Regions from separate parts of the Homo sapiens genome. Here region 1 is linked to region 2. A link is a contact called in ENCODE Hi-C or POLR2A ChIA-PET data. All regions are on one chromosome and are shown on one strand. Each heading gives the region's core, a stretch centred on a gene start or an enhancer-like site at or near the end of the contact. The rest is flanking DNA. Distances are from core to core; before and after follow the strand shown.

What was found. A loop is a pair of places that touch in the nucleus more often than their neighbours do. ChIA-PET counts read pairs that join two places held with the same protein, here RNA polymerase II (POLR2A). Pooled maps may share reads with other maps.
Region 1: a loop to region 2 is called in a map of naive thymus-derived CD4-positive, alpha-beta T cell, with 21 times the contacts of the local background. The contact joins the promoter of SLC39A10 here to the promoter of ANKRD44-AS1 in region 2. A Hi-C loop is called at or near these places in 2 of 168 maps with a recorded cell type or tissue (gastrocnemius medialis and naive thymus-derived CD4-positive, alpha-beta T cell) and 6 of 50 pooled maps. POLR2A ChIA-PET finds 5 or more read pairs at or near these places in 1 of 52 experiments (activated CD4-positive, alpha-beta T cell).

What each region holds. Positions count from the first base shown.
Region 1 is chr2:195,654,727-195,660,310 of GRCh38, forward strand. It overlaps SLC39A10 (solute carrier family 39 member 10), which reads left to right and starts at 2,500. Exons shown (of 10, transcript NM_020342.3): 1 at 2,500-2,555. RefSeq lists silencers at 2,769-2,818, 2,849-2,968, 3,169-3,268.
Region 2 is chr2:197,194,518-197,200,320 of GRCh38, forward strand. It overlaps ANKRD44-AS1 (ANKRD44 antisense RNA 1), which reads left to right and starts at 3,474. Exons shown (of 2, transcript NR_135584.1): 1 at 3,474-3,572; 2 at 4,401-4,756. All of the region lies in intron 1 of ANKRD44 (ankyrin repeat domain 44), which reads right to left. RefSeq lists an enhancer at 4,520-4,589.

The DNA of each region.
Region 1 (5,584 bases), core at 1,250-3,749, 1.5 Mb before region 2:
GTCTTTACCCTAACATATTTCTTATATATAAAACTGGTAAAGATAAAATGAAATTCATATATTGTTGCTGTAGTGTCCATTATTTGACTCAGCAGGTGATTTTGTGTAAGCCTGCAAGTCATTTTCTGAGATTCCTTTTCTCAGTAGGAAAAGTAATATGCTAGTATGCAGAGAATCATTTATTCTATCTGATAATTTTGCTTGAAAATCTGCCCAAATCAGTGTGTATACACTTGAAAGTAAATAAATGTTTGGGTGAGTTTAAAAAGTGTTAGGAGACACAGTCTCTATTTTCAAGTTGCTTACCACATAGTTTTCTATAGGGATGACATTTAAAATATGTAACAATTAGTAAAGAATAGGCACCAACCAAGTAGAATGGGAGTGACTAATAAGAGCTGGGTCCAAAGGGCTCTATCTTAGCCAGGTATTAACCCACTAGTTCCTAAAATGTGGAGGTCTGGGGAATCTTGAGAGGAAGGACTGGCACAGGGGTGAGAAGCATGGGGGGATACCACTCAGAGTTGCAGCTGTTAACCAACTTGCATTGAAGTATTTCAGTATTTGATTAGTTGGTTCAGCCGTACTTGTGTGTACCAGCTGAACATTAGCCTTGTATATCCATAACTAAAAAAGCAGTGTAGGTGCCCTAAAATGTAAGGACTGCAAGCGCTATATCTTATTGATATTTGAAAGAAAGGTTATGTATGTTTTAAGGGTGTTGATAATAATGTGTTCAATAAAATAAGTATGAGCCATAAAATATCAAGCTAATTTGGAAGCTTCTTATGCTTTGCACACAAAGGATGTACTATCATGATTTTATGAACTCTAAGGACTTTAGTTCTAGGATGAACCTTAGAATATATTTAAAACGATCCCCTTAATTTATCAATGAATCTGAGGACCACAGCTATTGTCTCACATTTAGTGGCAATGGTGAGACTTGAAACTAGGACTCAGGCTTAATCTCTTTTCTCCACACCTCAGGACTTCTCCCTTTGTAAGCAGGAGTGAGGTCCATGCTCTGGCTTTCCAAACAAGGAAAAGGGCATATGAGTAGTTCAGTGTTCTGAACTACGTATGGCAATCAGTAGGCATTTATCAAGCACCATTTTCGTTGTTTTGGATGTTTTTTGTAGAGATACAAAACAAAAAATAACCTTCTTTCATGAAGGTATAATATGCAGGTTAGCGGGACTACCTAGCCGTCCATACTGAATGGGTTTGGAAATCCCAACTCTTTTCTCTACCTGCTCTGTGATACCAGGCAAGTTAAAGTCTTGTGTGCCTCAGTTTCCTACCTCACCGTGTTATGGTGATTAAATTAATATATATGTGGAGTACTTGACACACAGTCAAGCCTGCGATTACTGCTGTTCATGGTTTTATTTTCTCTACTAGACACCAGTAAGGCACCCCCAGAACTCGCTGTGTTAAGTAGATTCTGGTTGGATATAGAAACACAGGCACCCCAGGCGGAATGCAGATACGCCTCAACATGTGGATTAAGTAAGAGCCAGGAAGCAGAGTAATGAAGCAAAAATAAGACGTCCAGAGTCACCTTTTAAGAAAATGTGGGTTGGTGGTTGCTTAAGAGGGGAGGAGACAATTTAGATGGGATGTATGGCGTGAGCAAAGGGCAAGAATGAGCACGGTGTAGGCACAAGTCCATGGAACTGCTTGGCTGGATCGGGATTTTTTTGTCATAGAGTGTTAAGAAATAGTCGATCAGTTGAGGAGTAGAGGAGTGAAGACCTTGGAAAGTTGCCAAAAGCCTCGAGAATTTCTCTACATGTGTGACATGTTCTCAGGACTCAACTTTTTCTTTTAGGTTTGGAAGACCCGCAGTAAGTGTGCTTTAGAATTAAATGGGTGGGAAGGGGAGCTAGGCAAAACACCTCGCACTTAGCACTAAATAAAGTTCGCTGTTGCCCTAAGAGACTGAAAAGGTTACTTTAACAAAGGGGGCGGGGTTAACTTAACGTAGATGTTTAACTCGTATACAGATGAACATTCCAGTTGATCACTCTGAAGCTTTTTGGCTAAAGCGTTTGGGTTTAGAGCTTCCATTACTCATTCGCCTTGCCCAAGGCCTCAGCAACCGACGTTCGAAAGCCAGGAGAAAAGGCGAATGATAAAGGGCGCTCCACGCATGCGTTAAGAAGCCGCCCCAACTCCCCCGCGGCGTTCTTTCTTGGAACAAAACTAGCGCGGAGCCACGGAACTCCGCAGTTTGCGTAGACTTGAATTTCCTATTCCTCGGACGATCCATGTGGAATCCGTGAGTAGTGCGACTCCTTTACGCAACTGGCGTTATCCGAAGTGAATAGCTAGGTGGCGCGTGTACGCCCATAGCGTAGCACCCATAGGCGGACGGGGTGCGGCTGCGCAGGGAGCTGAGTGGACCTTGTACGCCGCAAGCGTAGCAGGGTGTCAGACGCGCCGGTTTCTGCGACGCAGTTAGCGCAGTCTGCTTTGGTGAATACACGATTTGGTGCAGCCGGGGTTTGGTACCGAGCGGAGAGGAGATGCACACGGCACTCGAGTGTGAGGTAACTATAAAACCCCGATTTGTTTACATTCCCTCCCCCAGAACCGGCCCCGTGCGCGGCGGAGACTGCGAGTCCCGGGACGGCGTGGGGGTAGAAAGGGAGAACAGAACCGGGGAGTCGGGGCTGGTTCCCTCGGGGATGCGGGCGCTGGGGTTCCCGCAGCTGCTGCAGTCGGCGGCGGCCAGCCGAAGCAGAGCGCGTGGTGGGCAGAGTGTTGGGCGCCGCGGCTCCTCGTGTGCGGTCTGGGCTGCTGCGGGCCGCGGGATCGGGAGCCGGCGGCATCCACTTCGCGTGCGGAGCCTCGCGCCCCCCTCACCTTCCTGTGGAGGTTGGCGGAGCCTCGCGGGCCGCGCCCGGGGTGGGGGAGTGACCGCTGGGCGGGTGGCGGCGGTTAGGGGGCTGCGCGCCGGCCGCGGATGGCGTCGCAGGCGCGGGCGGGCGAGGCTTTGGGGATCTGTAGGCAGGTCTTCGGGGGCTTGGCGACCAGCGCCCCGGTTTTTTCTTCTCCAGTCCTTCTCTCTGGTCTGTAATGGGGCGAGGGGACCCCGGGATGGAGCCTCGGCACCGCTGTTCCGGACCGAGGCTAACGGACGGCGGCGCCTCTGCTCCTACTAGTTTTCTCCCGGACCAACCGAAAAGCCGAGGCGGAGCGCGGGGGTGTGAAGATCTCGGCCTGCTGGGGGTCCCTGGAGCTGAGGGTGAGGGTGGGGCCGGGTCGGTGGGACAGGCCGGGTGGGCCGGAGGTGGCGCGGCCGCACGGCTTTGTTCCGGAAAGCCCTTAGGTGGAGAGCGATGTGGGGCGCGGCAGGGGGATCGCGTAGAGGAACCTTCGCGCACCGCCTCTCCGGGTCTGGGAATCTGCTGAACTCCTTGCCTCTCCTGGGGTCCCTCGAACGCCCCAGCTAAGAAGGGCGGGGGCCTTGCCAGGGCGCGAGCAACATGACGTTCAAGGTCTTCCTGTGGCTTCTGTAAAGAAATGTTCACGTGGGAGCCTGTCCACATGGGCTGTACTAAGGATCTGGCACGAGGAAGAAATATCACTGCAGAACCTGAAGCCCTCCGTTGGAAGGGTCGTTCACTCGAGTACCTATTCTAAGTAACAGTGACACAAAACACATGTTAGAAAAAAACAAAAAGTATGGTAGGTTATACTGTTTTTTAAAAGAAACTTTTATTTATGCCTTTTGCTGTTAAGTCCTCTAATTTTACATTGGAACTGAGTCATTCTTGGAGCAAAACTAGAATAGGTTTGTATTTGTTTTCTTTTTGGATGTGTATCTAAATTGTACATAATTAAGAAAAAGCAAGTAATGGAAAAGCTGGAGATGTAGAACTTAGTTCCTTCTAACTTAGTATGCAATTGAAAGCCTCAAGTCAAGACTCCTGTGTATTGTTTTGTATTAGGACTCTATTGTACAAATATTTGAGTACCTTAATATGAGTCAGTTACTTTTTCTAGATCTTGGATCCATGCCAGACAACGCACATTCTGCAGACACTGGTTACTCCAGTGGCTCCTTACTGGAAACATATAATATCAGTGATAAGTGCTGTGAAGAAAATAAAACAATGATGTGCTGGTATGGATTTTTAACTTTTTTATGTGATGAACCACAGAATGATGGTTTTAAATGTATGAAATACATAGAATTGCAACAGAAACCAGTTATGAAATAATGAAGATATTAAATATGACATCTATATTTTAGTAAAGCATTAGTGAGGACTGTAAATGATCTTTAAAGAATTTGGCTTAAATTTAATCTAAAATTGCTATCAGGTATTTCACATCGCTGTAATTTTTGCCTGCATTCGTAACTGAAGAGATAAGTAAATGTCAGAGGTTAAGATAAATCTTTTTCTTTTTTTACCTGTCCATATTTACAAACATTCTGCGTTCCGTACATAGACGCCTGGATAAGAACCCCTGTGCAAGAATGACTTTGGTGCTACTTTAAAAAAAGTGGTTGGGGAAGACCTCATAGGAAATGACATCAATAATAGATTGCATGATAACCTATACTAGTTCTTACTGTTACCAATTTAAATTCTAACTGCTTAAAAGCTAACACGGTCCTTCCCTTTTTTTGAGCACCTGATTTGAAGTACTTTGAGTAGGCCTCAAGTGTCGTATGCAAGTACTAATCTAGGGGGTGTGCCTTTTTCAAAAGTGATTTTTGGAGAAGATAGGATGTAGTATTATAGCAAGGAAAATTCAGCATCTGGGATGATCATTTCCTTCTGATTAGAGAAATTTACCTTGTTAATATTCTGTTCACCCAACCCTTCTACCCTCAGTGTTGACCAATACTGGAAAAAATTTAGGGCTTTGGAGTGAAATTTTAAAAGTTCAAAACCTTGATCTATTAATTAGTTTGCTTACCTTGAGGAAGTTGCTTATCTTAATCTTCTATTTGAACTTCAAGTACAAAAACCCTACTCACGGACTTAACTGTGACCATTAAATGAGATAACCAAAAGGCTGAAGATGATAGTGAGTTGATTTTACCTTTTTTCTACATACAGATGTTTCAGTTCTTTCATTAGTGGTTGAAGGTCTGCGTTCTTTTTCTCCCTCCACTCCCTCCTTGACTACCCCCAGAATGAGCTTTGATGGTCTCTACTGGGCCTTTGGGGGGGATACATTATCCTGTTGTTTTTGTTCTGTTACTTATATATAATACTCATGGATTTATTTCTACTTCTCTTCCATTTTCTAATTTATAATAACATGTGCATCTTGTTTTCCCTGCCAAACTAAATTTCGTGAGGGGGTACATACTGCACAGTTTTTTTTGTCACATACTGCTTATGACACATGAATATGCAGAGCTTGTCAAGCTCTTTAATTAAGTTTAAAATGCTAATTGAGTGAATCAAAACTTAACCATTATGGTTAGGCTAAAAATGTCAGCTTGTGTTTATATAGTGCTTACCTCAGTATTGGAAATGCCATGAGTTTAGTATCAGAAGGACATTATTACTAGTGCATTTTAAAGTGATACCAGTCATAGTTGCAAAAGAAAGTA
Region 2 (5,803 bases), core at 2,224-4,723:
AGACTAGAACTTAGTTTTCCTGATTCTCGCAGCTTGGTACTTTCTCTCACATGTAATATAATATATATATAATTCATGATCAGAATTCAGCTTCAGTTTCAACATACCTCCTATGGAGAAATATTATACACTAAGGAAAAAGCTGCCATATATGAGATACATTCTCTCTATACGTATGCATATATATTTACACAAATAGTGGCCAAATGCATATACATAGATAGATAGATAGATATAGATATAATTCCTTGCAACAAAATGGCTAACAATAAAATAATCTTACCAAAAGACAGAAAACAAAGGGCTACAGTCTTTCAAAGTTGAGGGGGCTCCGCATGGGTCTGAGTTATAAAGATGAAGAAGGTAGGCACTAAGCAGAATTTTGAAGGATGAGACTGGGGACTGGAGAGTAAATCTTTCATGTTGGAAAATAATAGAAGATGAAGTTAGAAAAATGAATAACTGGGTGGGGGGAGCATCACATCAGCATAAGAAGCTTTAACCTAATCTTTTTGGTGCAATCATATAGCTCATTACCACCTCAAACTCTTGGGCTCAAGCGATGCTCCCACCTCAGCCTCCCAAGTAATTCAGACTATGGGCACAGGCCACTGTTAAACCTGGTGAATTTTTAATATTTTTTTGTGGAGACAGGGTCTCGCTATGTTGCCCAGGCTGCTCTTGAACCCCTGGCCTCAAGCAATTCTTCTGCCTCAGCCTCCCAAAGAGCTGGGATTACAGTCATGAGCACTGTACCCAGCCTTTACCTAATCTTATGGACAAACAGGAATGGGGGTCATGAGCAGGAGAAAGGAATAGAGTTTTCCCAAGAATTTAATCTGGCCAAAGTGTACACTGAGTACTGGAGAAGGAGAGATTGGAGTTAGAGGCCCAGTTAGAAGGCTGTTGCTACAATCCAAGCCATCACAGGAAAGAACTTTCCCATCTTTTTTTTAATCACAGTCTCCCCAGGTGCTACTTACAGGGATACGGTGAAAACAACAGATATAGTTTTTGGTTCTTTAATGTCTGCTCTATTCCTGGATGCAATTTTGGCCCAGCATCTTGGCCACTTTCCTTCACTCTTTATATATAGCCCAAATCCCTTGCCTCCGAAACACTAATGTTTCCAGGTGAAACTGAGGTTACTTCCTTTAGTTCTGGAACATTTCCATTTTTTCCCCCACAGAACCTCTGCGGATGTAAGCTCTGTTTTGTCAGACTTGTCACTTGATCGCTGAATTTAAATCATAACATTTCAAAAATAGGCCACATCCATAAAGAGAAAGGCAAATCAAAACAAGGCAGACAGCCTTTGCCAAGTGCCATATTTCTATCAGGATCTGCTGCCAACTACCCACAGATTTTTTCACTCTGTCTAGTTTCAAATGGCTTGAGATCAAACCTAAACTTTAGCTAAGATAATTAAATTGTGTTGGGGAGTTAACTTTTAAAGAAAGCTAATTTGGGCAAAAAGGACAATGGATCCAGGAGGTTAGTTCATACAGAACATTTAAATCCATGTAATTTTAGTGAAACAAAAAGAACAACTATATATACTTCTGCAACAGTTTCCTGTTTTGAAAAATTGGTATAGAGGTTTTATTTCTCATCTTGGCTTGGGTTACATTCTTTGTATAACTGTATCTTACTGCATATTGAATTCATGTAGTTGCAAACATGAGAGGTGGATTTAATAATGTTAATCAATATAAACCACTTTAGTGATCTTTGTGGGGAAAAAAGAAAAATGGCCAGAAGATGATTTTCAGGGTTGTAGGTATATTCAGTATAATTTATTTGTCTGTTCAAATAGAGACAGCAGTTCAGTTTTAGGGTGCACTGGAAAACATGACTTTTTATTACTACCTGGTATGTGCATCACTTATAAAAAAGACAACAATAAAAAAGTATTCCTTATAAAAAATAGCAGAAAATGATCCATAACTACAGAAGTATCTTCTTGTGGTCATGAGTAATTTTAATTTTTGAGAATCTCACAAATTGGAAGCTAAATAAAGCAATTCAAGTGTCCTTTAAAAACAACAACAAAATCAGCATGTAGAAATGAAAGGTACTCTCAGAAAGGTGGCAATCTCCTGCTACATTTGAGGAGGCTGGAACTACTGTATACAAGATATATGGATTAACTCAGTCACATTAAATCATTCATGATTTAGGCAACTCCAGATTGGGTTTGTCTAAAATCTGTTAGCACCTGGGTTCTTTCCAAACACCAGCAAGCAATTTTTACACAATCAGGTCTTTCCAAAGCCCATGACAATTTTCCTTTAAACCCTCTCCTTCCCTTCTACTGTTCTTTTCTTTGAATTCCACGTGCATTCTTGGAAAGACAGCAAGCAGTTAAACTCTCACCACCTCTCCACAGGTGAGGGACTAGGGACATGTGTAAAACGGAGTCACCTTCCTGTTCTGGCCATTGTCAATTTTTTTTTTCCTAAGGCATCTTGTTATAGCAACCATTCTAAAATTGTTATAGCAACCATTCTAAAATTTAAGGCAGTGGGTTGATCAGGACCTGAATTAGTTTCTGCCTGAGATGACTGGAAGGTCCCCTACTCCCTCCCCAGCCAGAAAAAGTCACATGGAATGAAAATCTATTAGAGAATCCCCTCAGTGTAGTCTTTCAGGAAGCATCTTCTCATTTCCCCATCCAAAATCATGGTAAGGACATCCAGTGACAGATGTCAAAGGGAAAGGATAAGGCAGCAGGAAGAGAGAGGAGCCTAAGAGACTGGAAAACATTCGATAATATAAAATGGGAAAATGGGAAATTCTGCAAAAAAAAAGAAGTCATATCATATTTCCTTTCACAGACACCAACCCAGTGCGTAGCTCCTTTATTTCTTTACACACTACCCCCTCCAACAGGGGATAAAAGATATGTTTTCTAAAACTTAATTTGGTACATTTCAGATAACCACATTCAATTCAACAAAGATGTATTAAGCATAAGACATTTACTGAGCATAAGAAATTCAGACACTGGAGGCCGGGCGCAGTAGCTCATGCTTGTAATCCCAACACTTTGGGAGACCAAGGCAGGCGGATCACTTGAATCCAGGAGTTCCAGACCAGCCTAGACACATGGTGAAACCACATCTCCACTAAAAATGCAAAAATTAGCTGGGCACGGTGGCGCACACCTGTAGTCCCAGCGACTCGGGAGGCTGAGGTGGGAGAACCAACTGAGCCCAGGAAATTGAGGCTGCAGTGAGCCATGCTCACACCATTGCACTCCAGCCTGGGTGACAGAGTGAAATCCTGTCTCAAAAAAAAAAAAAAAAAAAAAGAAAGAAAGAAACACAGAAAAAGAAAAAGAAAGAAAGAAATTCAGACACTGGAATGTCAGAGTCAGTCTCTCCCTTGATGAGGTTACCAAGGTGTAACAGGAAGTATACAAATACGCACAGCTAGAATGTAAGGCACAGGCCGCAGGAGAAGTGCATGGAGAAGGGAGAGAAATTGTACCTGGCCTCCTGAAAGACGCAGCCTCTGAAATGAATATTGAAGACTGGGGAGGATTTAAACAGGTAGAGACGGATGGAATGGTAAGGGACTTTCCCTTCTTCATATTCAGAAGGCTGTGAGCAGAAGCTAGGGAGCCTGAACATACACAGGGAACAGTTTCATTTGGCTGGAGGAGGGGAGAAGTGAGGTAAGCTGAGTAGTAGACAGGGATCCTATCATGGAAGGTCTTGAATACCAAGCTAAGAAATTTGAGCTCTCTTCTGTGGAACTGGGGGAGCAGTGGGTGGTTTTTGAGCAGGGGAGTGACCTAAGATTTGTGCTTTAGAACAATCACTCTAAAAATGGATTGTATGATGACCTGGAGGAAAAGGCTGGAGTGTCATAACAAGTTAGGAAACTGCAATAATAGTCTGCACAAAGGGCTCTGGGGATGGAGTACCGCTCAGTTGTCAGAGGAAGCATTCTTCTGGTGGTAATATGTGAATCTAAAAGGTAAATTTGACCGGGCATGGTGGCTCACGTCTGTAATCCCAGCACTTTGGGAGGCCGAGGCAGGTGGATCACCTGAGGCCAGGAGTTTGAGACCAGCCTGGCCAACATGGTGAAACCCCGTCTCTACTAAAAATACAAAAAATTAGCCAGGCATGGTGGCGTGCCCCTGTAATCCCAGCTACTCGGGAGGCTGAAGCAGGTGAATCGCTTGAGCCCGGGAGGTGGAGGTTGCAGTGAGCTGAAATCGTGCTACTGCACTCCAGCCTGGGCGACAGCAAGACTCCATCTCGAAAAATAAAAAATAAAATAAAATAAAATAAAATGTAAATCTAGCTCCACCTTTAATGTAGCAAGGGCTAGCCTCCTCAGGAGTGGCTGCCTACATTCAAAACGATTCTCACCAACTTCTTCCACAGGACACAGGGCTCGGGAGCAGCGCCAGCCCGACATCGGCGGAGGAGCACCGGAAGTTCTGCAGCACTGGCTTTCTTTGCTCTTCCACCTATGCAAGCTCCTTCTCTCTTGTGGCTTGCCGAGCCTGGTTAGCTCTGAGACCGGAAGTTCTGAAGTCAGCTGGCATCCTACATCTGTGCAACCTACTTCTCTCCCCATCCCACCACAGAAACCAGAGCCTCGAGGCTTTTGGCTTGGGTGCTGCCTTCACAGTTTAGGTTTTGGTAAGAAGAAAGCTTATCTTCATGTCATGAGAAAGAAAAAAAAATGTATCTTTACGTAACGAGCTGAAAGAACAAAACAAGTATACCTAAGCCAAGTACATGCTATCTTTATTTCTTTATTTCCACACTGAAATTTAGTCAGGGATAAAACTTACTTTTTTAATCACACGAAGTTTGAAAAATAGGAAGTACTATGGGAAACACCTAATGCATCAAAACCCCTGTGCATTTTATCTTTGTCTTATGTTTGCTGGATTTTAATCTTAGTAGGTTTCCTGTTGCAACAATACAAAAACAGATAAAGAAAAAACTTAATAACCTTTCCTACCACAAATGTGAACAGCCCGTGTTCTTGTTGGTAGGTACAGATACAGATATATGAGATTATCGTTATTTATTATCAGAAAATGGGATTTTACTATTTCCCACACACACACTTTTTTTGAGATGGGGGTCTTGCTATATTGTCCAGGGTGGTCTCAAATTCTTGGGTTCAAGCGATCCTCCCACCCAAGTATCTGTAATCCAAGTAGTCTGGATTACAGATGCATACCACCATGCCTGGCTTATTTCCCTCTCTTACAATTTGCAAAAATAATGATGTACTGAGGACATCCCCCAGGTCGATAGCTACAGGATTAAATCATTTCTCTTAATAACTATATATAATACTATTCCATTGTATGGATATGCCATAACATATTCAATTATTCCCCTTCGAATGGGCATTTGGGTTGTTTCTAGTTTGTACCACAACAAACAAGCCTCTATCAGTGCTTATCCACATTGCACAGAGAAGTGCTACCAGAGCCAAAAGCATTTTCTGAGTACCTACAATATGCTATTTTTATGAAATATACAAAAGAAATGTGTGACATAGTCCTTTCCTAAAAGACTGCCAAATATAGTTGGGGAAATAAGCCTAACCCACACAAAACACTTAAACTGTGTAAGACAGTACTGAACCATGTTCTACAGACCTCATGCAAATGGATGCCAAGTTGTCCTTCTGCACAATGACAGATTGGAGAGGTAATCTGGAGGTGCCTTTAGCCATAATATTCTAGGAGCCTTCTTGATTCAGAAAAGGGGAAGCATGAAAGGCTAAGAAGCCAGAGTGGTGTCTCTGGAGGAGGCAGGAC